Linked DNA regions of Mus musculus: region 2 is linked to region 1. Evidence: chromatin contacts called from ENCODE Hi-C or POLR2A ChIA-PET data. All regions are on one chromosome and are shown on one strand. Each heading gives the region's core, a stretch centred on a gene start or an enhancer-like site at or near the end of the contact. The rest is flanking DNA. Distances are from core to core; before and after follow the strand shown. Region 1 holds the start of Mprip (myosin phosphatase Rho interacting protein). Region 2 overlaps Mprip (myosin phosphatase Rho interacting protein).

What was found. Hi-C counts contacts between places; a loop is a spot of excess contacts on that map. ChIA-PET counts read pairs that join two places held with the same protein, here RNA polymerase II (POLR2A).
Region 2: a map of left cerebral cortex shows a loop between it and region 1 (4-fold over the local background). The contact joins the enhancer-like site here to the promoter of Mprip in region 1. A Hi-C loop is called at or near these places in 13 of 37 maps with a recorded cell type or tissue (adrenal gland, gastrocnemius, heart and 1 more). POLR2A ChIA-PET finds 5 or more read pairs at or near these places in 1 of 5 experiments (Patski).

Annotation. Positions count from the first base shown.
Region 1 is chr11:59,657,835-59,664,608 of GRCm38, forward strand. It overlaps Mprip (myosin phosphatase Rho interacting protein), which reads left to right and starts at 4,673. Exons shown (of 24, transcript NM_001368931.1): 1 at 4,673-5,114. The coding sequence starts at 4,992.
Region 2 is chr11:59,704,531-59,711,236 of GRCm38, forward strand. The region is part of intron 3 of Mprip (myosin phosphatase Rho interacting protein); the gene reads left to right. Among named protein-coding and RNA genes, the nearest start is that of 1700007J10Rik, 32 kb to the right of the region's middle. Within about 2 kb of position 3,624, at least 3 of the 3 ENCODE cell types and tissues checked have a DNase peak (open chromatin) inside an H3K27ac peak, as active enhancers do; they include gastrocnemius, heart and left cerebral cortex, where a contact is called at or near this core.

The DNA.
Region 1 (6,774 bases), core at 3,423-5,922:
GGGACCACTATGCTTATGACCCATGGAAATGGCAGAGTGTTCCTTTGGCAAGGCTCAGAGGAATGACAAAGCCCTCCCTTAGTCCAAGTACAAATGCTAAAGAATGATTGACCTTTTGCTAAAACAAATATACGAAGGAAGTTTGACCACAGCTTCCTCCTCCCAGAGGATACTGGCTGAGACTGCTCCTCTAGAAAGACCTCTTACTGAGATTAACTAACGCTGACTCTTCCTTCAGCTGTATACAACAAGCTCACCTCATTTAGCTGTACATAAAAAAGCCACCTCCTCTATTCAGATGTATAAAATAAACTAAGTTTCCAGGCTGCTGCTGGTATCTCTATCAGAGCAACCCACCCGAGGCCTGATTTCTGTACACGTGTTTATGTGTCTGTCCTTCATTCCCTCAGATTTCATCCACTGCCCTAGTCTGGGCAAACCCAAAGCTATGTAGGTTGCACAAGAGTGGTCACCCAAGGGTGGGTAGCAGCATCCTGGATGCTCAAACTGAATAAAAAGGGGAAAGGATGGGAATTGGCATTCCCAGCTCGCTGCTTCCCATCGATGGAGATGTGAACGAGGCAGCTTCACACGCCTGCTTCCAAGGTCACTGGCAACTCCCGCTGCCAGGCCTCACTGACTAGGATATGTTGTAGCCTCAAACTGTGAACTAAAATAGAACAAAAGGAAGCAAAGTACCTTTGTTTCTCCCCCTCTCAAGTTGCCTGTTGTCAAGCATCTGATCATAACATACTCAGAATCAGTTCAGTATCAGTGTGGATAAATGAATCCCACCGAATTGGTGTTAAGTGAGAAAAGCCAGGAACACGGAGCAGATTCTGACTTATACCAAGTCAAAGGCCAAGATAATTGAGAACAAAATAGTGGTTACCTCTATGTGGACATGTGTGAATTTGTATAAATTCTGCTACTTCCCTGGAGGCCTTCAAGGATGACAGTCACAACCACACAGCAAGACTCAGCTGTCTTTGGGTCCCACCTGGGAGACCTTTTCTTGCTTGCTTGCTTGCTTGCTTGCTTGCTTGCTTGCTTGTTAGGTGCATATATTATATATCACAATGAACAATATAGGGAATCATCTTTCTTGTTTGGTTTGGTTTTTGACATAGGGTTGGTCTCTCAGCCAGGAACTCACTAATAGGCTGGCCTTGAGCTCACAGAGACCAGCCTGCCTTTGCCTCTTCAGTGCTGGGATTAAGAGTGCACGACTACACCTGGCCTGAATCAATCACCTCTTTTTGAGACAGGGCCTTGTTTTATAGCCCTGGACAGCTTGGTATTCTCTATGAAGTCCAGGCTGGCCTCAAACTCACAACAACCCTCTCTCAGTCCCCCAAGTGTACAAGATACTTACCTAAAATACTCTGCATGCTATGTAAGTGCCTCGCCACTGAGCTACATCCTCAATGAATCAATCTTAAGTCGACAGCCTAATGAATGTTTGTGTTCTAGGCTTCTGAAAAGGGAACCCAAAGCTGTAAGACTCAAACCTGGATTTTATAATCTGATAGGGGAAATAGTTCAGCATGATGGAATAGTATGTTTTCATCTCTTAGTTGTGGCTAGGAGTTGGCTGTGTACCCACTCTCTGCTAGGCACTGAACTAGGTGGGGAAACGCAGTGGTAACCCTGCCCTAGCTCTGCCCTAGAGATGCTGAGGCGAGTGGAATTTTAAACCTCTTCAGTGTTGTCCAATTTCATTCCTTGCATCTCTGACTGACACTGCTCTAGTTCTGGCCACATCTGTATTCTTTGGTCTTTCGTAATCATTTCCTGATGGATGCCATTTCCAAACTTCTCTTGCCATTTATCTCCCAGACCAAAGGTCTCTATGCGAGTGCCTAGTCACAAGAATCCACGACTGCGCTGGGACCTGGTTCAGCGGGAGAACCCTCACGAAGCATGTTCAAGACCATGGGTACCACCCAAAGCTGCACACTGCCAGCCTGAATACTTCAATTCTCACATACAAAGTACTTAATTATCACCATAGGCAAGGTCTTATTGTGCCCTGAGCCCAATGAGCCTCTTCTTTCAAATAGTCACGAGATAATAGTACCCACCAGCAGCAGCATACCTGCCTCCTTAGGGAGGCTGCGCTTGTACCACTCACTCATCCTCCTAATGCCTCCTCCTTCAGGGCTGTTTGAATCTCCAGCAACACCTTAATGGCATCCAGGCTTCTGTTTGTTTACACAGACTGGTCTGGATGTCCTGAGCCAAGTGCCCTGCTGTGGTGATCTGGAACATCTCTCCTCCTCCTTCTCCAGGCAGAGTCTTCCTCAGTTTTGGACTGTCCAGGGTCCTGCCTTTTCCAGAAGCCCCCGCGCTCAGTCTACTATGGAGTCAGGGGTTTCCTAGGCAGGGCCCTGCGACTTTCCAGTGGAAGGTTTCTGTTTGCCTCTTGTTTTTATCAGTTTTCATTTGCTTGAGGTCGAGCTCTTGTCAGGCTACCAGCCTCAGGATCCCTGAATCACTCTTCCTCATACCCACAGCTGTGACACCAGTGGTATGTGGCTGGCCTGGACAACGTATGCTGGGCATTTTCTTAATAGGGTAGCCTTGATTGGCCCCAAGAAACGGGTAGAACTTTAAAATATATATTTTTTGAAAACTTGTAATTAGATTTTAAATGTATTTCGTGTGTGTGTGTGCGCGTGCGCGCGCGCACATACGCACACACTGTAGCACACACTGTACTACTCATCTGGAGGTCTGAGGACAACTTTCAGGAGTTTGTGCTGTCCTTCCACCATGTGGCTTCAGGGGACTCATCTCAACTCATCAGGTGTGGTACCAAAGGCCTTTACGCGCCTTGCAATCTTGCTGGCTCTAAGTCTTTCTTTTAAACAGCTTGTACATGCTCATAAAACAAAACCCGAAAGGAACAAAAAGGTTTTATATTGAAAATTTAAAAGTAGGTCACCTCCCAATAACCCAGTTCTTCTCCCCAGAGGCCACCACTGGTATCACTTTCCGAGTATTCGGTGCAGACAAGAACCGTCAGTCTCCCTTTACCCCTTCCCCGTCTTTATTCTGGAAAAAAATTTAAATCAACAAGGTCGCAAGGATAGTCCAGTAAACACCCTTTCCCAAAATTCACCAATTAACAATTGGCCACATTATGTGAAGTATTTTGCAAAGATGATTATCACCTAATGCTTGCAACACCTTACATTCATGTCAGTTTTGTCCATGTGGTCAGTGAGGTGCCAGTGAGGGCAAAAGACCTGCCCACAGCTGGATCAGAGCTGGGCTTTCCCCTCAGGCTGCAGGCACACTTTGATCTGGGCTCCTTCATTCCTGATTCCTTGTGCAGGAGAGCATTTCTTTCTCAAAATGGAAATGCACCTCCCCGGGGTAGTCACCAGATGACCAGTGGAAAAGTACGCAACTCTGAAGGCATTTCTCTCCTAAAGCCTCCTTGTGACCTGAGCGCAGCTGCTCTCAGTGCCACCACCTGCTCCAATATCACCTCCATTGTGAAGAATGAGTTAGTTCAGCCTGTTAAAAAACACAGGCTGACTTCTGGAACTGCCAGCCAGCTGAGCCTGGAATCTCAGGTCAAAGTGATTCCTCCTTTCTGTCTTGCCTCCCTCACTCTTTCCCTTTCCTCTCCTCCTTAGCCTCCTTATAAAGGTCTCATTACGGTCCAGACTGGCCTTAAACTCTCCACCCTCCTAGATCTACTTTCAGAGTTCTGGGACCACATACTCCTTTCTTGTTCCTCCTCCCCACACTTACACCTGCATACCTTGGGAACAGTTCTGCATGCTCTCTGCTTAGATCCATTTCACTGCTGCTGGGAACAATTTGCCTCCTAAGGAGCAGGGGTTGTCCCCCTCCATCCCCCTCCCCTCCGCCCATTCTGGACTCCTCTGTCGTTTCCTTTCCAAGTGGCCTTTTGCCTGGGAGTCTGGACAAGAGTGGCCTGTAGTATATAGTTCAGGCCCTTCTTGCAGAGTGACCTTGCACAAGCTATTCGCAGTGTCTGAGCTTTTGTCTCCTCAAGCACAAAACGGAGGTAAGAGTGCGTACGTAACTCTAGCAGAATTGGGCTCCCATAATAGAATTGACAACTCCTCACGGCTGCTGACATCTTCTAGTCACCTCGGAAACACTACGTCTTATTACTTAACTGCTCCGCGCGCCTCAGTTTCCTTACGTAAAACCGGAATGGTCACGGGAAGGTTATGGAACTTTAATGATCTAAAACACGGGAAGCACTTGAAACAATTTCTAGTCTTTATGGTGGCATCTGGGTCGACCACAGACCTAGCACACAGTAGGGGCGCAGGCTAGACGAGGCAGAAGGCCGCAGCGAAGAGACTACGAGAAAGACAGGGGCCCGCAGGGAGACCGCGGAGATCTCCGGCGTCCTTCCGGGAGCAGCCCAGCCCAACGCCGCAGCTGTCAGGCCGCGGGCGGCGGCGCCAGTCCACCAAACCTGAAAGTTCCATCCCAGCGCCTCCACCTTCCCAGCCTGGACAAGTTACCTTGCGCCCGCTGCTCCCGGTCCCGCCCCCGTCATCCATTGGTCGACGGGTTTCTTTGTTAGCAGGAGCGTGCGGGTGCCATTGGCTCGCGGGGCTGCCGGTTGCGGTGCCCCGCCCCACCCCGCCCCTCCCCGAGTGCGCGCGGCGCCCAGCTCGGTTCGTTCGCGGTGGCGGCGGGCGCCGGGTGAGCGCGACGGCTGGACTTGCCGGCCGGCGCCTTGGGGGCGGCCGCGGTGGAGCCAGCGGCCGGAGGCCGCGTCCGTCCATGGGCCCACAGCGGCCGGGCGGCGGGGCGGGGCGCGAGGCGGCGCGCGCGCTCTGAGGCCGCGGCGAGCAGGCGGGGCGCGGCGCGAGAGGGGAGGCCTTTCCGGGCCTGCGGCGGCCAGCGCAAAATGCGGCGGCGGCCGCGCTGAGTCCCCGACCCCCGGGAGAGCGCTGGGCCGTGGCGGCCCGCTCCGCGGCCGCCTAGCCGACATGTCGGCGGCCAAGGAAAACCCGTGCAGGAAATTTCAGGCCAACATCTTCAACAAGAGCAAGTGTCAGAACTGCTTCAAGCCCCGCGAGTCGCATCTGCTCAACGACGAGGACCTGACGCAGGTGAGCTGCCGCGGGTGCGGAGCTGAGAGTCCTGCCTGCGAGTCGTGCCGGGGAGCGCAGAGCCTGCGAAGGCCAAGAGAGAATAAAAATGGAGCAGGGAAAAAAAATGCGTGAGAGTTGGGGGATGGGGTTGGAATGGGGGCGGGAAGAGTATCGATAGAGCTGGGACAAAGGGAAAATCCTCAAGAATGCCGAAAAATAACATCCTTTCCCGTTCCCATAGCTCTGCCGTGTGATTCATGCTTGTTGGGTGACTCAAAAAAATGTCTGGTTTCCCTGGATAGGAACAAAGTGGGGCTTGCTTGCCACTTGTCAGTACTACCCCCCCCCTCGCCCCCCTCGCGACTTGTCTTGGGACTGGACGCAGACTTGGCCACCAAACTGTCCCAGGAATTGGCATGTTTGCGTGGGTCACCAGTTTCCATCTTGTGGAATAGAGCCTGCTCTCCTTCTAAGTCACTGTCACCGTCAGGGTCTGAAGAGAGATGAGGTGTTTCTCTTCAGATGGGTGGGTCTTGCTCTTGAACTGAAGGTAGGAATAGCTTTTGTCGAGGGGTAGGGGCTTCCCTTCTTGGTTTTGCTTTCTGGCCCAGGAGACCAAGAAGACCTGTACATTCTGGGGAAAGTTGGTTTCCCCCTCTGTCTGCCCTTAATTTGTTAGTCAGGATTTTGGACCAGGTTAGACGCTCTTCCTAACCCGTGTCAAAGTCACAGTCATGGAAAACAGAGTTCCAGACCTCCAAGTCACAGTCATGGAAAACATTGTCCTAGATTGCCAAAGACCTCCAACCCCGGAGCAGTGTAGGAGATTGGGAATTTGTGTTGGTACAAGGTCTCCAATTTGGGCAACTGGCCCTTGGGAACTGGTTGCTCTCCCGTTTCTGGTGTTGAGGATTCCTGGCCTTGTTTGCAGCACTTTGGGAAAGCACTATATATCCTGCTCCCCTTTCCCCTCGCCCACTTCCTTTGCCCCCTGCTTGCTGACTTCAGTGGAGTTCCCCACACGGTCCAGCCAGTGCCACCTAGTTGTAGCCACTCCTTTTGGAAAGAGCTGTTTAGACTGAAAACATTGCTTTGAAGTGCCCTGGTTTGGCTGTTTTTAAAGCCTTTATGGGCAAGCAGGCAGGCAAGCAAGGTTTGACTTGTTTTATGGGGCAAACTAGAGTGGAGTAGTAGGGCAGGGGTTATGGCCTCTTTCTCTGAGGTCAGATTTCCAATAGCCAGGAAGCAATCAGGAAGCTTAACCAGACTCTCCAAGTCTCAGTCATTGATTTGTGAGAATGCCAAGGGCCTTAGAGACCTGTCTATTTGGGAAGGGTAGGACTCTTGAAGAGAGAGAAATGTGATTTCCTCTTCTCATTTGGATCCTGTTCAGGGAAGCAGTATATGGGATATGCGGTTACTGCTTGTGACTTTCTGAGGTCTGACCTTGAATGAGGCCTTTACCTCTGTTTTAATTTCCGTATCAGTAAACTGGTAGTGGTGATATGAAAAACAAGAAATATGTTTTATTGAGCTTTCCCCCTTATAGTTTAACAAACTGAAAAACCACCCATAGAACAGTCAACTTTGATTTAAGAAGTTTCTGGCCTTGCCAAAGGCTGTTTTGAGGGAGGTTTGTAAGTTTCCAGGTTATTTGAAGCAACTGCCTAAACTGGCA
Region 2 (6,706 bases), core at 2,374-4,873, 46 kb after region 1:
AAGGCAGGAGGAAGTGATGGCTGAACTCTCTGCTGAAGATCCTTTGGCCCTCCCTCTATCTTTTATGGAGTATTGATAGCCCCATTGACATTACTAAAGACCCAGCTACCTCTGTATTGTTATCAATTAGTTGCCATGGTTTCTAGGCCTAGATTTTCTTTTCCATGATGTACATAGGGTTAACATGTTAGATCTGGAGGAAAAAGGTGTATTAGAGACTGGCCTCAGACTATAAATGCATACAGAATGTACACATCTTTATTCACCTACAGTACTTGCCTGAGGAGAATTGTGACCCTAGCTTCTTTGAAAGGTCCCAAGTGTCCCCAGAGATAAGCATCTGGCACATCCATTCTTTGGAGAATGATATTCTCCAGAAAACTTTTTAGGTCTTTGTGAGTTCCAGGCCAACTAAGGCTACATGGTGAGACCCTGTCTTGAAAATAAATAAATAATAAAGGAAGTACAGAGAGGCAGAGGCAGAGACAGACAGTCCCACCCTGCACTTTTTTCTTGAACTGATGAGTTTTCCCAAATTGAGCCCTCTCAGCTCCCGTCTAAGGATGCCTCTGCGCAGCCGAAGGACTTGGGGTAGGGTTTTGACCTTTAGGGTACAGACTTTCTCTGAGCTGTGAATCCTTTTCCCACACTAGAGCCTTTCAGAGAGTAACCTTCCTGTGTGGCCTTCAGAGCACTAGCTTTCTAATGGTCTGTGGCAGTGTGAGTCCGCTGCCCTGGCTGTGCTCCAAAAGACTCTTCTACCTACTTGTAATCCCAGTCACTGTGTTCCAAAGTCCTAACTGACATCTCATGTCCACTGGTGTCCTCCTTTATTGTTTGTCCTTTAGAGTTTATACCTCGATGACCATTTTCAAAAAACTGTCAGTAGGCCATAAAGCTATTACATCAGCTGTGAGTAACTGGAGGCTTTCCATGTGTGTCAGGAACAGTGCAAGTTGTTGGTATATTCTGGTTTCTTACTGTGAGTGTGCCATCACTGACTGCTCTACTGTCTGATCCATACTGCAGCCTGGTTTGTGTTTGGGCCTGTGAAGGTCATGTTACTTCTGTGGGTCCCTATAGCTCTTTCTTTGCTCTTGTCAAGGTATATGTTAGTATGTGTGAATGCAAATGTACCACATTTTTGCAATTTTGCGTCCTGAATTAAATGCACCTGGCTGGCTGTTCCTTGCCTCAGTTGAAATTGCAAGCCCTCCTCGTTAGAAGCCCAGGGGTTACTTGCTATTGAAGGAGGCAGTTTATCTAATCTCCTCTGATGAATGAGCCCTTTTACTGAAGGGCCCATTCACCTACTTGGGATTAACAATAATACCCTTGTAGTGCCCTGGACAGGTCCTGCTACTGATACTTCAATAACTGAGAAATAACAGCAGAAACCTGGGGCTTAGGCCTGCCCTCCTTCCAGGGCCGTGGAGCACTGGTGGCTTTTTCTTTGTCTCACCTGTTCTCCCGAGGGCTCTGCCTATGGCCTTGGGAAACTGTCAGAGATTGGCCTTGTTCCTTCATACATAAGGTGCTGCTTTGCTCTGTGCCTTGAAACGTAAAGTTGGGAAAATAAAGATGAAAAGGGGTCCTTGCTTTCCAGTCACTTAGTCTAGCCAGAAAAATAGAATCAGCTGTCCTGAGGTGTGGAAAATGTAAGAGGTGAACAGGAAAGACACACTTGCCTTCTGTTTACCTATAGCAGGAACCAACCAACCAATCAGCCAGTAAGCTCTATAGCTTCCCGGTGACAGAAGTCAAATCAGTAATGGTGGAAGTTTTGGTAAGCTGGAAACAAGGTTGCTTGGTTACCACCTAGAGATAACAGTCAGTTCACACAAAGAGTTTGTGAACTATTCCGGTGCGCAGGCAGATGTGTACATTCCTGATGCCAAAAGTAAGATTTGTTACGTATTTAAACTTGCTACTTTTTAAAATATTGTATTCTACAGTTTGCTGTTTCATCCTACCTATTATCTTCATTTGCTATTCCATCGGGTTTATTTATGGTTCTTACAATCTCTATATACTTGTTTTCAGGTTGGTTGGTTGGTTGGTTGGTTGGTTGGTTGGCTTGTTTGTTTGTTTAAATGTAGCCTGAGATCAAGGACACTACAAGAATCAGTTGATTGGCCCACAGAATCAACTGACCAGGACTCAAGTTGGGCTCAAAGAGATCAGGGACCCTGTATGGGTCTGACTTAAGTCCTCTGCATATGTAGTATGGTTGTGTAGCTAGATACTCTTGTGAGATTCCTCACAGGGGCGCGGGGCCTGTCTCTGATTCTTCTGCCTGCCTTTGGCACCCTTTTTCTCCTTCTGAGTTGCCTTATCCAGCCTTGATATGTGCCTGGTCTTACTATAGCTTGTTATGCCACATTTGGTTAATGTTCCTGGAAGGATTGTTCTTTTCTGAAGCGGAGATGAAGCCTGTGTGAGTCTGGGGAGGAAAGAGGGGAAGAGAAACTGCAGTTGGGATATAATATATGAAAGAAGAATACATGAAAAGGAAAAATATGAGAGCCTCAGAGAACATTCTTAGAAGTAGGATTGCTGGTATGGAAATGTGTGAGTTTTGAGCCTATCAGTGGTTAACACTTCAGTAGCATTGCATGACATCAGCTAACTGGCTGGGTCTCCCCAGCTTCTCCCTTTTCCATTTTTCTCTGTATCCTATCCCAAACTATAGTGGGAGACTTTTCGAGTGAGGTCCCTAAAAGATGTTCAGTACCATGGTTGCGATCTTTGAGAACTGGGTTATTAGAAGCCTAAAGAGAACTGAGAAATCTCATTTTAGATCTTGCTTCTCCCACTGTCAGAAGCAGGATCAAAGGAGTTCAGTTTGCTGCCCCTTGCCACTTTCCTGTCCCCTGAGGCTAAAAGGGGGTTTGGGTGCAGGTACGAAGGCTACTTTATCCCCCCTTTGTAAAGGGAAATGGAGTAGGCCACATAGCAGAGTGAGAAGAGTCCACTTGGTCACTTACAGTCTCCAGACTCTACTGCTCTCTGCCTTCAGCCTCTGGCTCTCCACCACCCATTTGGCCTTTTGGAATTAGGATGAAAAAAAAAAAAAAAAAAACTGTTTCAGGCCCCAGAAGGTCCCTGCTTACTTAATTCCCATGTCTCTAAAAATATCTGAGCTTCTGCTAGCCCAGTCTCCTCCCCCATATTCTGCTGCTCTCCCCCCACCCAAGACTTAGGGGAAGAAACAAGATCTCCCTCATTGTTCTTTCCGAGCTCAGAAAGGAATAAATAAGAACACTGAGTTTCTAAAGTTGAAAGGGGGGAAAAACTGCCTTTGTTGGGCCTGGAGGGGCGTCACAGCATCTAAAGCCATCCCTGCTGGGGACAAGTCCACATTCTGTAGTCCCTTCTCTGTCACTGGGAAAGAAATGGAAGGGCCAAGAGCCTAGACTTCTTCTTTCTTATATATGTGGGATGGCAAAGGGAGCTGGGGCCTGTACAGCAGTCCAGGCTGCCTAGAGGAGCTGTATGTGGGAATGGCGTGGCTCCCAGCCTTTGACCACGCCTGGTCAGCACAGGCCAAAGGGGGCTGTGGGAAGCGGCCAACCTCAAGGCTGCTTGTGGCCCCGGGCGCTTTCTCAGGCATTTCTGGATTGGGACAGAGCCTCAGACACCACTCTTCCCATCCCCCAATCCTAGCTTTGGATTCCTGCCTAATTGAGGCTTTATTTATCTCCATGTTTCCCAGCTCTTTATGAGACAGACAAGTGGGCGAGGCCTACCCGGAGGAAGAAGGGGAAGCATAGGGGAAGAAGGGCCCAGGGGAGGAAGAAAATATAAAGGTCTACTCCCTTCTCGGAGGGGCTGTCCAGGGAGGAGCTAGAGCAAGAGAGGCTTCCCAGTAAGGTGGCTGTGCAGCATTGCTTCTTAGTCTCATCCTACTCGGAATCTAAAAATAGCCTTGTGAGAGTCACAGGCCTGCTTGCTTGTGGGAGCTCTGCACACCAGAACTCAGAAAAGCTGTATTCAGCTGCTAGTCGAAAGCCACTGGCTACCTCTCCCTTTCCTTGCAGGCCAGATCTGTGACCTCAGGATCCCGCAGAGACTTGGGGTGGAGAGGAGTGTGAACACACCCAAATGCACTCAGCAAGCTGCCATATCTTTCTGTGGAAACAGAAAAATCCGCTTCCTTTCCTCATCTTTTGCCCTTCTTTTTCTTTTTCTTTTTCTTTTTCTTCTTCTCCTTCTCCTTCTCCTTCTCCTTCTCCTTCTCCTTCTCCTTCTCCTCCTCCTTTTCTTCCTCTTCCTCCTCCTCCTCTTCTTCCTCTTCCTCTTCCTCTTCCTCTTCCTCCTCCTCCTCTTCCTCCTCCTCCTCCTCCTCCTCCTCCTCCTCCTCCTCCTCCTCCTCCTCCTCTTCTTCTTCTTCTTCTTCTTCTTCTTCTTCTCTGTCAATATTCCTACTTAACTTTTGCAAGGTAAAGCAGACCTACCTCTCTATATAGGCCATTTAAGAAAATAAAAGTCAAACTATATTGGATTTGGAGCAGTTGTGTGTAGGAGGGTAGAAGCACAAAAAAACTTTGTCATTTTGCTCAATTACAAAGTTAAGGTATGTATTGGACACATTTTTTAAGACACAAAAACAAGAGAAGATCAGTTCTCCAGAAAGTCCACTGCTGTTTGGTTTAATTTTTCAAGTCAACTCAAAAGGAAAGCCCTTCTAGGTGTCACATTCTGTCCCATGACAGCCTGTCACAATAGTAGAGATTGGAATAGACACTTATCCTTAGGGTAATGCACCCTCCTGGGGGTGGTTCTTGATAGCTGTGGGTTAGTTCTTCCTATGCACCCAAGGGTCCTGGGCAGAGGGCTGGCTAGGCAGATAAAGACATGGGTGACCTTGGAAATCTGCAACTCCCATTCCAGAAGTATTCTAACTTGAGATCTAGGTTGCTCAGAGTGCCTTGCTGGCATCATCAACCTCTCAAGCCAATTTGGCTACAAGAAGAGGTCTTGGGGACCACAGGATGCCTGGTAGGAGACCAGTCTTCTTGTTTACTCCAGGCTGGGCTTTTTCTGTTTGTGGAGTCAACCAAAACAAAATAAGTTGAGTTAGTTTGCTTTCAGGCAATTGTCAGAAAATATTTCAGTTGATTTGTGGGGGTTAAATTCCAATTCTGCTTTCTGTTAACTCACCCTGAGGTGCCTTTGTGACTCACTAAACCTGTCCTTTTTCCTTTGCACCATGAAGACTGTAAGGATAGCCAGTTAAGAGTGCAGACGGTAAGCCACAATGTAGCAGAGTCCTGTTTCCTGTCCTCTGAACATTCATCTGAAGGGATGAAGAGAAGACAAGGATACATACTATCACGATGTCCTGCTTTCTCTACTTGCTTGGCCATTAGACCAAAGGAAAGGCAAAGTAGTTGATTCCCTTGCCTGGAATCCAGTGATACCTGTTCACCGGTGAGCAAGTAGTTTAAGATTTTAGCAATGCTACATCTAACTAAAAATTCCATGTTATTTAAAGGATAAAAACCTTCAGATACATTTGACAGTAGTGTAGGCAACAGCATGAACTCCAGTTATGTATATAGTTCTCTATTCTTCTATATTATTTTTTGAGAGTAGAGTTTTGGATAGAGGATTTGAAAGATCAAAGGCTGAAGAGAAAGCCGGGCGTGGTGGCGCACGCCTTTAATCCCAGCACTCGGGAGGCAGAGGCAGGCGGATTTCTGAGTTCGAGGCCAGCCTGGTCTACAGAGTGAGTTCCAGGACAGCCAGGGCTATACAGAAAAACCCTGTCTCGAAAAACCAAAAAAAAAAAGGCTGAAGAGACTGCTTTTAGCTTCTAGAACATGACCACTGCAGCTCAGAGTAATTCAACTCTCCTTTAGGCCATGGAACCCTGCACATGACCTTGGAGAATGCACTTATTCCAGAGGACTCTCTTTTCAGAGTGTTTAGACCTGTGAGCCACTTTGGGGTGGATACCTAAATGCCCCTTGTGGTGAGCTGTTGTGGACCAGCAGCTGGATACAACTACTCTTCCAGCCCTTCCTCAGTCCAGCTGGCTATTCGTGCTTCAGCTTCCTTTATGACTTCTATGGCCATTTCCATCTTGTATGTTTCTGAATTGATACTGTCCACAACTTGATACTGTGTTCTGAGCAAATGTACTTGAGTGGTACACATCAATAACTCAGTCATTCACAGGCCTGGCATGTCACCTCCAGACACTCCCTGACCATTCTTTTGTACCCCTCAGATTTCATCTCCTAGGAGGGAGGTCTGATGGAGCAGATCATGGGCTATGAGTTGGTCATTTACTTGAGGTGGCTATGGGCTAAATCACTTCTTTGCCTCGCCCTGGGGTTTTTAAGAGTGGACTGGGTATACTTTTGAAAGAATCCTGGGATAAATTTGATGGCAAATATAGTGCTAGGGAGGAGGCAACTCTGGGTGCCTCACTGGTCTTACTGATGTGCTAGGAAGGAGGTCACAATTGATGCCTCACTGATCTCACTAGTGTGGTACTGAGGAGGAGACCATGGTTGGTATCTTGCAGGCCTCAGCAGCTTATATACCTGGTAGCTTTTTACTTGGTCTTCCCCTGCCCTCAGCCCTGGGTGCTGCTTAGAAAGATGCTCAAGCCATCTCATGGGCATTTGGTTGCTCTGCCTGTGGGAGTGGGAGCCTGTTTTAGTAAGCTGCCTCATTGGAGGCTCACTGGGGTTTA